Linked DNA regions of Mus musculus: region 2 is linked to region 1. A link is a loop called in an ENCODE intact Hi-C map of the cell type or tissue named here. Cell type or tissue: gastrocnemius. All regions are shown on one strand. Links, peaks and the distances in the headings refer to the core of each region. The heading gives the core; the rest is flanking DNA.

The links. Hi-C counts contacts between places; a loop is a spot of excess contacts. Peaks named below come from ENCODE experiments on the same cell type or tissue, not always from the same donor. Only the 100,000 strongest peaks of a DNase experiment are listed, where the experiment ranks them.
Region 2: it touches region 1 in a loop (8-fold over the local background); 28 of 42 quality-filtered maps call a loop at or near these places.

What each region holds. Positions count from the first base shown.
Region 1 is chr3:115,976,335-115,981,715 of GRCm38, reverse strand. Slc30a7 (solute carrier family 30 (zinc transporter), member 7) reads left to right here. Exons shown (of 11, transcript NM_023214.7): 8 at 2,937-3,072. Mir669n (microRNA 669n) reads right to left here and starts at 1,814; the gene lies at 1,761-1,814. In gastrocnemius, for the core only: a CTCF peak has its summit at 2,522 (motif pointing right); no DNase peak of the experiment used is centred there.
Region 2 is chr3:115,659,009-115,664,389 of GRCm38, reverse strand. No RefSeq gene overlaps it. Among named protein-coding and RNA genes, the nearest start is that of Gm40124, 20 kb to the right of the region's middle. In gastrocnemius, for the core only: a CTCF peak has its summit at 3,193 (motif pointing left); DNase peaks (open chromatin) are centred at 2,023 and 3,123; H3K27ac peaks cover 223 bases.

The DNA.
Region 1 (5,381 bases), core at 125-5,124:
ATGGTAAAGTTGCCTGGAGTTCTCTTTTAAGGAAATATCTGTAGATGGTAACAGTATTGTAAGTGTTATCCTTCCTAATAAATGCGTGCGCGCACATACACTCACTCACACATGCACACTTATACTTTGTGTTAGGTATATTAGCGATATTTTGCCACTTGTCTATTTTCTCAGATTTAATTTTAAAAATACAAGAAATTGACAACCCCGGCTGAAGGTAAGTACTGGCCTGACTATCGTGAGTCCAAGGTAGCGTGTTCGCTTCCCTGGATTATTACAGTCATGAGTTCAGGGTAGCCTGTCTGCTTCCCTGGATTATTACAGTCGTGAGTTCAGGGTAGCCTGTCTGCTTCCTTAGATTATGACAGTTTTTCCAAGAGTAACGTTCAATATGTTCTTAAATTGTAGAGCTAAGAATGAAGTCCAGTGAGACCTTTCTCATCTGTGAAAGCATCAATTACTGATACCTAAACAGGAGCTTAGTGTTCCGTAAGTGACAGCAGCTAGAGAAAACTCTGTCTCTGAACTCTGGTACTTTCCTCTGGGTTATAACCCAGTCTTTCACAGTTTCCCCTAGACTGTATTGTCAAAGCTTTTAAGTTCTAACCTCCCTGCTCCTAGCTTTTTAAAGCCGACGTTGGTCTGGTTTTCTCAGTGGCTCCAGATCTAGCCTCTCCTGCATGTGTTTTGTTCTACTGCTTCTGGGTTGAGTTCTTGCTTCTTGTGTTTCTCCATTACTGAAGAGATCACTATACTGAAGGCTTAGGCTGCCTTCTGTCACCAGGTTTCCATTTTCAAAATATATGGCATTGCTTTTAAAAGCGTCTTTGTACATTTTTGACATAGCCGTATGAAGTGCTATCATTGGCTTTGATAATAATTTGTATTTAGTTATGAAAAATCATCATAAATGGCAGGAAGAAAAGCTCGATGTACCCTTTTATTCCTATTTCTGAACTACATGAGTTTGTTGGTCTCAAGAGGGCCTGGAGGAAGCTGCTGGGCAGCTGTGACTGCCTGATGTAAAAGCTCTGCTACCCAAGAGCTCTTCGGACACTCAGCACATGAGCCCCTCCAGCTAATGTGGCTTTCAGTTGTTGGCGCATCTTCAGCTTAGTGAGCCAGGTTTTAGATACGTTAGACCATTGGTGTGTTGCAATGTTGGAGGGTCTCGATCTTATGTGACTTAAACAGACTTTATGTATTTCCTCAGAGATTTTTCTTCATGAATAGTTACTATAAAAGAGTAATGATGTGTGCTAATGAGACCCACTTTCTGGTTAGGATTACATGGAGGCAGGGACTTTCCAGCATCAGAAAAATGAATAACAGATTATTTTCACCATTTTTTTTTCATTTTTATTTCTGTTCGTACCAAAACACTAATTGGAGAATATAGAAACTTAAAACTATGTTATTACATTTAGGAGTTTGTAATGTAGGGATTTCAATTGTATTGATTTATATCCATCTTTTTCATTTTTTTTTAGTTTTTGAAACCAAAGTGTTTTTGATACATATATATGTATATATATATATTATTCTTTGGTATTTAAAGTACAATAGAGAAGTTGGTTATTTACAAGTATTTACCAGTGGAAATACACATTTCATTTTTATCTGCCCAAATGAATACCATTTGTTACAGAACAACTCAGGGCTGGTGAGGTACCTGTATAAGGACACATGCAGCCAAACCTGACAGCCTGGGTTCAGTCTTCAGGCTCCACGTGGTAGAAGGAGTAAGCCAATGCCCTCTGCACATGTGCTGTGGGATGCACATACATTTACACACACATCCACACACAAATGTAAAGATCTGCAGAGTGGTCTGCACAGAGTGAAAGGCCCGAGTGCCCTTTGCTGCGCCCTGCTCTAAGTCACACGGTGGCAGGGGAAGTGTCTTTTCCCAGCAAACGTTAAGATTTACTGTGACTCAGTAGTGCTCAAATTTTAAGCTGCTACAAAGTTTCCTTCAGTTTTAATTGGCACACATTTACCTTTGATCGTTCAGGGAATGTGACGTGAATTTCTAAGCTGGTCGCATGTCTGCCATCTTAACCAGTGCCCTGCAGGGCAGCTGTGCTGAAGGCCGGTGGTTTATGGCTTTTCTTTGTTTTTGTTTTTATTGGTACCTATGTTTATAGATTGCTTTGCTGTGTGATAAATTTTATTTATTAAAGATCTACATATTGAGTGAGTTACTGTCTTAGGTAGTTTCAAAAAGAGTTGCATATATAATTTCTTTCTTGAGATTTTTATGGTTTTCCAGGCCAATATCACTTATGAATCTTAATAGTCCTATATAGTCCTTAATAGTCTACTATGTCCTACTTAGTACTTAATTTCAAAGGTTCAACATGTATTTTCTTGTCCTAGTCAGGTAACTGCTTTTTTGCTTGGTGTATTTGAGGATAATAACAAATTTAGGTAGTGGCATGTTTTGGATAATTAATGTCAGGTTAAGTCGAGTTAGGGTTCATATAAAATTTTATTCCTTAAGCAGTATTTTAAATCACCAGCAGAGGGCTCTATGTGTTCATGTATTCAAAATTAAATTGCTTTCTTCATCTTTTTTTTTTAAAACCTGATGCTCTTTTCTTTCCAGAACAAATTATTTAACCTTTTTTAAAGTAAGAGTGAATGTTCACAGACAGCATTTAAAACTAATTTTCTCTACTCCTTCACTTTCTTTTTCTTTTTTTTTAACTCCTTCACTTTCACTGTTCTGTTAAGATTGAGCATAATTTACCAGTTAGATGTTTAAACTGGTCAGTATGAAAACAGTTATGTCAGTTTATAAATATTCTGCTACACAGTTACTACTGTACTTCTCCTGACTGATTTTTTTTCCTTGATATGTAAGATATTTTAAGTATAGTCCTGAGAAATATTCCCACTTGAGTATTCTAATCTCTCCTATGCTTTCTTTCTAGGTGTATTTTTACACATTCTAGCCGATACACTGGGAAGTATTGGTGTAATTGCCTCTGCCATCATGATGCAAAATTTTGGGTTGATGATAGCAGATCCTATCTGTTCGATTCTTATAGCCATTCTTATAGTTGTAAGGTAAGTGGTTCAGACTGCTACCATCTGTTACTAAGTGAGAGGGAGGTGACAACAGAACCAGTGGCTGGGCACCTTCAGTGCAGATTATCATGTGGGGTTCCCTTTGCTCTTTAAAACAAGTCCTATCCAAGTTCTCCTTATAGCTTTTCCCATTTATATCTTGCCTGGAGTTTTAACATTTCTTTTTGATTTTTGACATTTAAGTAGTTGATCATAATTCAAATCTTAAACCATACACTGTATGTATAGAATAAAATCTTGGCAATGTAAAGTCATTAACTAGACGATTTTAGTTTATATCTAGAACTGACAATGTCAAACCCTGGTATCAGTGTTGCCCCTGCCAGACCCATCTTTAATTCTGCCATTTCATTGGTCTTTTCGCTTGCTCACCAGCCACGGAGCTGGTGGTCTATGAAGACTGTAGGGAGGTCCATCTGCAACGACCACTTGCTGCAGTGCATTGTGTAGTTAATATTATCTTCTAAAATCCTTTGTCCTAAAACACACTTTATTGTTGGCTTCATTTTTATTTTAAAACACTAGAATTATATTCCTTTATCTTGCTGCATTTGATCATTTTAAATTTTGCATAGTGTGTCTCAGTTGGAGCATTATCATCTCTCTGTAGCTGTCCTGTCAGCAGCAGCAGCAGCTTTTGTAGGGAGATGAACGCTGGTGAGAAGTAAGACCGCAGACTTCATAACTCAGTGTTGACGAGGATTGATGGAATAGATTGCCATGGGATTGCAGTGTTAAAGTTAGAGGTGGTTGTTTTTCAGTTTCTGCCCTAAGAATAGACATACATTTTAAACATGCAGATTATTCTTTAAATATTGGCACAGGGATCCAGCTGGTGTTTGGAAGCCTTTCTAGAGCTCAGAATTCCTTTCCCTCATCTGGAGGTCTTACCACACTCCCGGGAATTAGCTTGGATGTGACCACTTCCTGACAGACTTGCTCACTTCTGTGACTACCTGTCTTGCCGTGGGTGTTTCGAGGGCACTCTGTTGTGTTGTATATTATAGTGTTAGTTGCCCCTAATGGTTATTTAAGAGTATGATCGTAGTATTTCCCTTGCTCTTTCTCCACTCATTGTTACCAGAATTCTGACCACCGCCATTGTTTGGTGTGATGACCACTTTGTCCCCTCTTGTCATGCTGCAGTGACATTTCTTTGATGCGGATTATGTGATATACTGCAATTATCTTATCCTTTTCTCACTCTTTCTCTCAGAATAAAATTCATAATCCTTAATGAGACTTCCTGATATTGTTTAATTTTGTTAATCCCCCTCCCTCCATCTCTCCTGCCCCACCTCCAATCTCTGTCTTCTCTAGTGAGTCTTTTCTTTTCAGTTTCCTAACTATGGCAATAAGCCCTCCACATTCCTGTTCTTGTCTCCTCTCTCAACTCTTCCTGCATTTAATGATGCACCTTTCCCCTCAGCTCTCTAGATGTGTGTACCCCAAGTCCACATCCTTCCTATGAAGTATCCCCCTTCGGGGAACATTTCCTGATTTGCCCTCCACACTGTGTGGAGTTTCCCTGGAGCACCTTCTACCAAAGCCCCCTTCCAAAGCATTTAGCCCTCTGTCCCGAGTCTGCTTATGTTTCTCTAGAGCTCTGTGGGGCAAATTGGTGTCCTGCTATGATAAAGTGACCATAGGGTCCTCCCAGCAAAGGAACTGGCACACTTCAGATTGGAGGTGGAAAAACTTAGGCTTTTTCACCCTAAAGAGTTATAGATTTTCTATTTCCAACTTGAATTGTTTTCCTTGTTATCTTCTTACTCATTTCTTATACAAACAAAAAATAAATAATAGATAAATTCATGCGCACACAATGAATTTATCTTGCCACAATGTCTAATACATTTTTTAAAAATTATATACCATCTTCCACAAGTAGCTTCTTTTGGCTCTAAGATCCCTACTATTTTGATTTTATCTTACCATAGGAGAGAGATAATCAAATCAATAAATGAATGTTGCCTCTGATATGATTATTTATATTATGCAGAGCTAAGGTAAGACTTGATGCTGGTCACTGAGCTGTCAGCTGAGACTGAATGATAAGGGAAGTCTGCAGACCTAACTATTAGTCACTGAGAGCTTTCCAGCCTAGGGACCAGTTGGTTTAAAAAAAAAAAAAAACCGAAACAACCCAGCTGTCCTAAAGGGGGCCAGCGTGGCTGAGGCACAGGGAGGAAGAGAAGAGTGGTTTGGGTGAAATTGAAGAAATATACCAGGGAAAATTACAGGACTTGGATGTTGGATTTAATTTCATGTGCAGTGGGAAACCATCG
Region 2 (5,381 bases), core at 259-5,258, 320 kb after region 1:
GTTGCAAGAGGTCTCTTATATGTATAGTCATCTCACAATAGCTCTTCAAAATAAATAAAAAGAAGTCAATTGTGCCGTGCTCCTCAAATCTGTAAATCGAAGCCTTCACCCTGCCTGCCACCAGTATTGTGGCTGTGTTTGAAGATAGCAGCATTGAAAGACGGTGCTAAAGATGTTGAAAAATGAAGCCCTCAGGGTGAGTCCTTGCCCAGGCTGCCTGGTTGTAGAAGAAAGAAATTAGATATACCGAGGAAAGACCGTGTGAGGAAATAGAGAAAAGATCTGCACTCCAAAGAGAGAGGCCTCAGGAGAAACCAAACCCATCCCACTATGACCTCGGACCAAGAAGAAATAAATTGCTCTTGTTTAAACTGCCTGCATTGATACCAATTGTTAGGGCAGTCTTAGCCAGTGAATTAAGCAGACCTCTTAGGAAAATTTTTAAATAGTTTAGATCCATTCATTCCTAACCAGGGAATGGGGTACTTGTATTGTCTCAAAGTGTCTTCCTACAAGTTGTTTATTGTCATCAAAGAGAAAAAAGAGTAACTTTGGTATACCAGTTGACCAGTCTGAAAATCAAGGTGGCCACTGAGCTGCTAATGGGTAGGTGAGATATACAGCATGGATATGCTGGTCAGAGAGGTGATCCTTATCATGATAAGGACAGATGGGGGGTGGCACAGAATTCTATTATGTTACTCAGACTGGTGTATAATTTGAAACATTCATTTTCTATTTCTAGATTTTTCTATTTATTGCTGACTATGAGTAACCCCCTTGATAAATGATATTGCTGGAAAAGGAGGGATGCTGTAGCTAAGAGCTTATTATTGTGGGAGCAGGAAGGTTCCTCAATAATCATCAAGGGTACAATGGATACCCCCAATAACAAAAGGTAGGGTAACAGGAGAAACATAACAATTTAATCCACATTTTACATGACATGGGGGCCTTCAGAGACAAAGACCTATGGGAAAGAATGTTTGTGCTCAGATTTGGTGAAGAATAAAGAGCTATGTACAAATTTGACTTAATAAAAATAAACTGTAACTTAATGGCAAAAGGCTAAGGAGTGAAGCTCAATAGGTCAGGTTCCCTTCTTTCTACTATGGGGCAAGGCTCTCTGGAATGGCATATTTCAAGAAAGATGGGTTTCTGGATTTTACACTGTTTCTATCTCTCTATCTCTTTGTCTCTTTGTCTCCATGTCTCTGTTTCCCTCTGTCTCTCTCTGTCTCTCTCTGTCTCTGTCTCTGTCTCTCTCTGTCACTCCATCTCTCTCTGTCTCTCTGTGTATTTCTGCCTGTCTGTCTTTCTGTCTCTGTCTGTATCTCTATATCTCTGTCTCATCCTCCCAAGCATGGCTGCCAATTGAACTATGTAGTTGTGTTTGATGTTGAACCCCTTCCTAATCATGCTGGCTCTACGTCACTAGTACTCAAGTGATAGGCTTCATGAATGCTGGGCAAACACTCTGCCATGTGAACTAGAGCCCCAGCCCCTTATTTCTGATCTCCATAAATTGCTTAGTACGAAGAAAGTCAGGCAGGACAAAGAGATAGGAGAAAGTCAGGGAAACCTTGTTTCTGGGGCCATTCAGCACGTCAAAGCACCATGCTTTGGGGATATCATGTTCTGAGTCCCAACACTGAATTTAGAACATTTTTTTCAAGGGAATAGATATCATGGTAGATTCTTTTACTATTAAAAAGGCAAATGCAAATCTCCCTGAGTTAGGTCACATTATTAATATTTGCTTATTTTTACAGTGAACTGATAAGTTCACTGTAAGCAAGCACTGCAAAATCCCTGAACTAGACCACTCGCTGGATAGAAAAACAGTTTGTTGGGAACAAACTACCTAGCTGAGCTGAGAGTAGGGAGCGGTAGCTTGGAGGGGAAATGACCAAATTTTATATGGGAGTCAGAAGGGTGGGGGTCTCTGAGCTGATGCAGGGATCAAAGCTGTTAGTGATGATTGGGTGTTTGGGTCCGCTGGCAGTTTGCCCATGGCAGTTGCTGGCTGAGAATAAAGAGAGAAAGTGGTGACGGTCCTGGTGCTCGGAAACCCACATTATGAGGTTTCCGAGGAATGCTGAGTTTAAGTTTCTGTTTACCCGATACAAATCTAGCTCGCACTGGGCTTGAGCCATTATTTTAGGACACTACCAGCACACTGTCATTTGGGGGCCTGTGGTGGACCTGCCACTGAGGACAACAAAGCTTGTTAAAGATGGGGGATTATGTCCCTAAGCTGTCTGACTTTGGGACTTAGACAAGGCCAAGTAATCAACCCTTTGGCATTTCTATGAGACAGTGATATTGCTAGCTTACATCTTCATACATTTATACTAATAAAATATGTTCCTTTAGTGATTGCCTATAAGATGTTTGTCCCTTCAAACCATCATTTGTTCACATTAAAATGACAATGGTGTAGTTTTTTGAGTTGGAAGAAGTAAAATCAAGAGGAAGACACTGTGTTAGGTACCTCTGTGTACGCTCAAACAAGCAGGGGATCACTTTGCTTTCCTCTATAGAACTTAAAAGGAGTCAATACGTAAGAATAGAATAGGAAGAGAAGAAGAAGCTATGCGGTAGAGGCTCTATGTACTGTGGGTGGTCACTGGACAGACCAGCATTGTTGCTTGGAGTAACTAAGGAAGAAGGTGACATTGCTCTTCTTCCTTCAAGAATGAAGAGTGGACAGAAAAAGGAAACAATGTGAGGAAATATTTGAATATTATACATAGAAGTATATGGACTCTGTGTGTACATTTAAAAGAAGGGTATATGGTTGGGCTTCCTAGTTTTCAGTGCCTTCATGAGGCATGCAAATATGTTAACAGTCTTTAAAATATGATTACTCATGTAATCCCAGTGGAGTGATGCAAGGAAGGAAGGTTAAGTTGAATTTGAGGTCAGCCTGAGCTATCTGATAATTTCCTTGACAGCCTGGGCTACACTACGAACCCTATCCGCAATCAAAGCATAGCATAGCGCCCCCTTCCTCAGTTCACTACTATCACAGTGAGGCTATAGCCAATCAAGAGGGTGAATTAATTGGACCCTGTGCTATGGCTGTGAGCCAGGCTGGACAGCTACATGGTAGTTCACTCTATCAGTTTGGGCTCTAGGAGCATTGGGCTTGTTTTTAGGTCGCTATTGCCACCTAGTGGCCCTCAGGCCTGTGCCAGCACCAAGAAGGAATTGCAGAGTTACTTCTACTTCTTTCACTGTCTCCTGAAAACAACTCAGGCTGAAAACAACTTAGATGAATTGGCTACAGAAACCTTTGTATAGTGAGCTTGTTAGTAACTCTGTCTTTTACAAAGAGCGGGGATTGATAGTGCTTTATTACTACCACTGTCCTATGAATCTTAGGCTTTAATTAATTTAATTTAATTAATTAGTGGGTTTTCTGTGCCACTAATGGGAGTCTATAGTCACAGAGTCTCTTTGGGCACAGCTGCAGAAACTTAGCTAGGGTCTGACGTGCTGTGTGGGAGAGATGAAATGTTTGCGGGAATCAAGAAGTGGGGGAAGTCCACGGAAGATTCCATAGCTTTAATGACCTCATCTGTGGCTGTTAAATCTGCGGGTTTGTGCAGTGTGTGAAACATGCACTCAGGAGGCAGATGTGGAAGAACCACCTATAGAGAGCTAGGCTGGGCTAAGCAATGTAGGGAAAAGAAAAAGGCAAGCAGGGATGATTTTTTCAACTAAAATTTTTGTTGAGGGGGTTACCCTAAAGAATTTCATGGAATTGGAAATTGCAAATGATGCTTGCCTGGGTGTGAGATTTATGGGTTGGGGGTAAAGATAAGACTATCTGGAGGTTTTGTTTTTTTGTTTTTGTTTTTGTTTGTTCGTTTGTTTTGTATTGTACTGATCCCTGTACGAACAGAAAAGGTAGCAGCACTATGTGTCTTTATGCAACTTTATTCTCCTCCTCCTCCTCCTTTTCTTCTCCTCCTCTCTCTCCTCTTCCTTCAATAGTCTCTCTGTTGGTTCTTGTTTTTGAGCCAGAGTCTCGTCCCATAGTCCAGGCTGACCTGAAACTGTGACTTACGCTGGCTTCAAACTCATAGTGCTTTTCCTGTCTCTGCCTGCTGAGATTATGGGCATGAACTGCCTACCATACCTGGATCTAAACCCACATCTTGATATCACGGAAAAGAAGTGACACACAGATTTGGCAGCTATGCAGAAAACAAAGGCCCTTTGGGCTTCCTCTTAGCACGAGACCTCTGAGAGGCAAAGTGAAGGTGACCTGAGAAGAGGCTTGTTTGCTGCTCTAGTGGGGAAGGCTGGCTGAGCTCAGATTGATGGAAGACCATAATCATGATCTACAGCTAGCAAATGACACAAGGGGACAGCATGGAAGTGAGCATGCTCGATTCTGGATCCACAGCAACAAATGCAGCTGACGGACAGCAAGGAGGTGAGGACCAGTTATTTATTAAATTCTAAGATGGAAAGGCCCCACCTCCAATAGATTGTCCCTTACAGCATCTCTAACAAACAGGGTTTCTTTAGACCTGTCTGTCTGTAAATTTCTGCTCTAATTGTGCATACAAATCATGTAAGACCCTTAAAAAACAATCCCACTGTCAGGGCTCAGCTGCAGAGATTCTGACTTATGCTGTGGCTGGGACTCAATTTCTGGTACTTTTGGAAAGCTTTCTGGATGACTCCAGAGGGAGCCAGGTGACAAGGGAGCTGTGAACTCTGGGCTACTGTTTAGTGTCATTCTTTCCTCTTCCAAAGGGTGTCTGTTTTCAGAGTGCTGATATCACAGGCATTCACCTCTCTACTTGAAGAAGAACTGCTTCTCGACCTCCTTCTTTCTGGCTGTCTGACCTTTCTTCTCTTGTTCTGGGGCATCACTGTTGTGTGTCTGGGTTGGTGCTTGTTTTGATGTTTATCAGTCCTCTCTTAGAAACGTCAGTGCCTTCTGGTCACATAAAGTTTATGTCAGTGCCTTCTGGTCATATAAAGTTTATCAGTTCCTACGCTTTTCATCCCGTAAGTAAATTTCAGCTCTGCAGACAGTGATGGATCCCTGTGACCCATGAGCCTCAGATACCTTGACCAAGAGTATCAGTGTCACCTCAGTGTTCATGTCCCCAGTCCTGGTACTTGGGAGATGGTGGCCAAAGAATCAGAAGTTTAAGATCTTCCTTAGGTACAGAGAAAGTTTAAAGCCAGCCTGGTCTACATGAGACTCTGTCTCAAACAAAACAACACACACACACACACACACACACACACACACACACACACACACGTGCGCGCGCCACATACCCCCAAAACCCACCCCAAAAACTCAACCCCAAACCAAACCAAACCAAACCAAACCAAACCAAACCAAACCA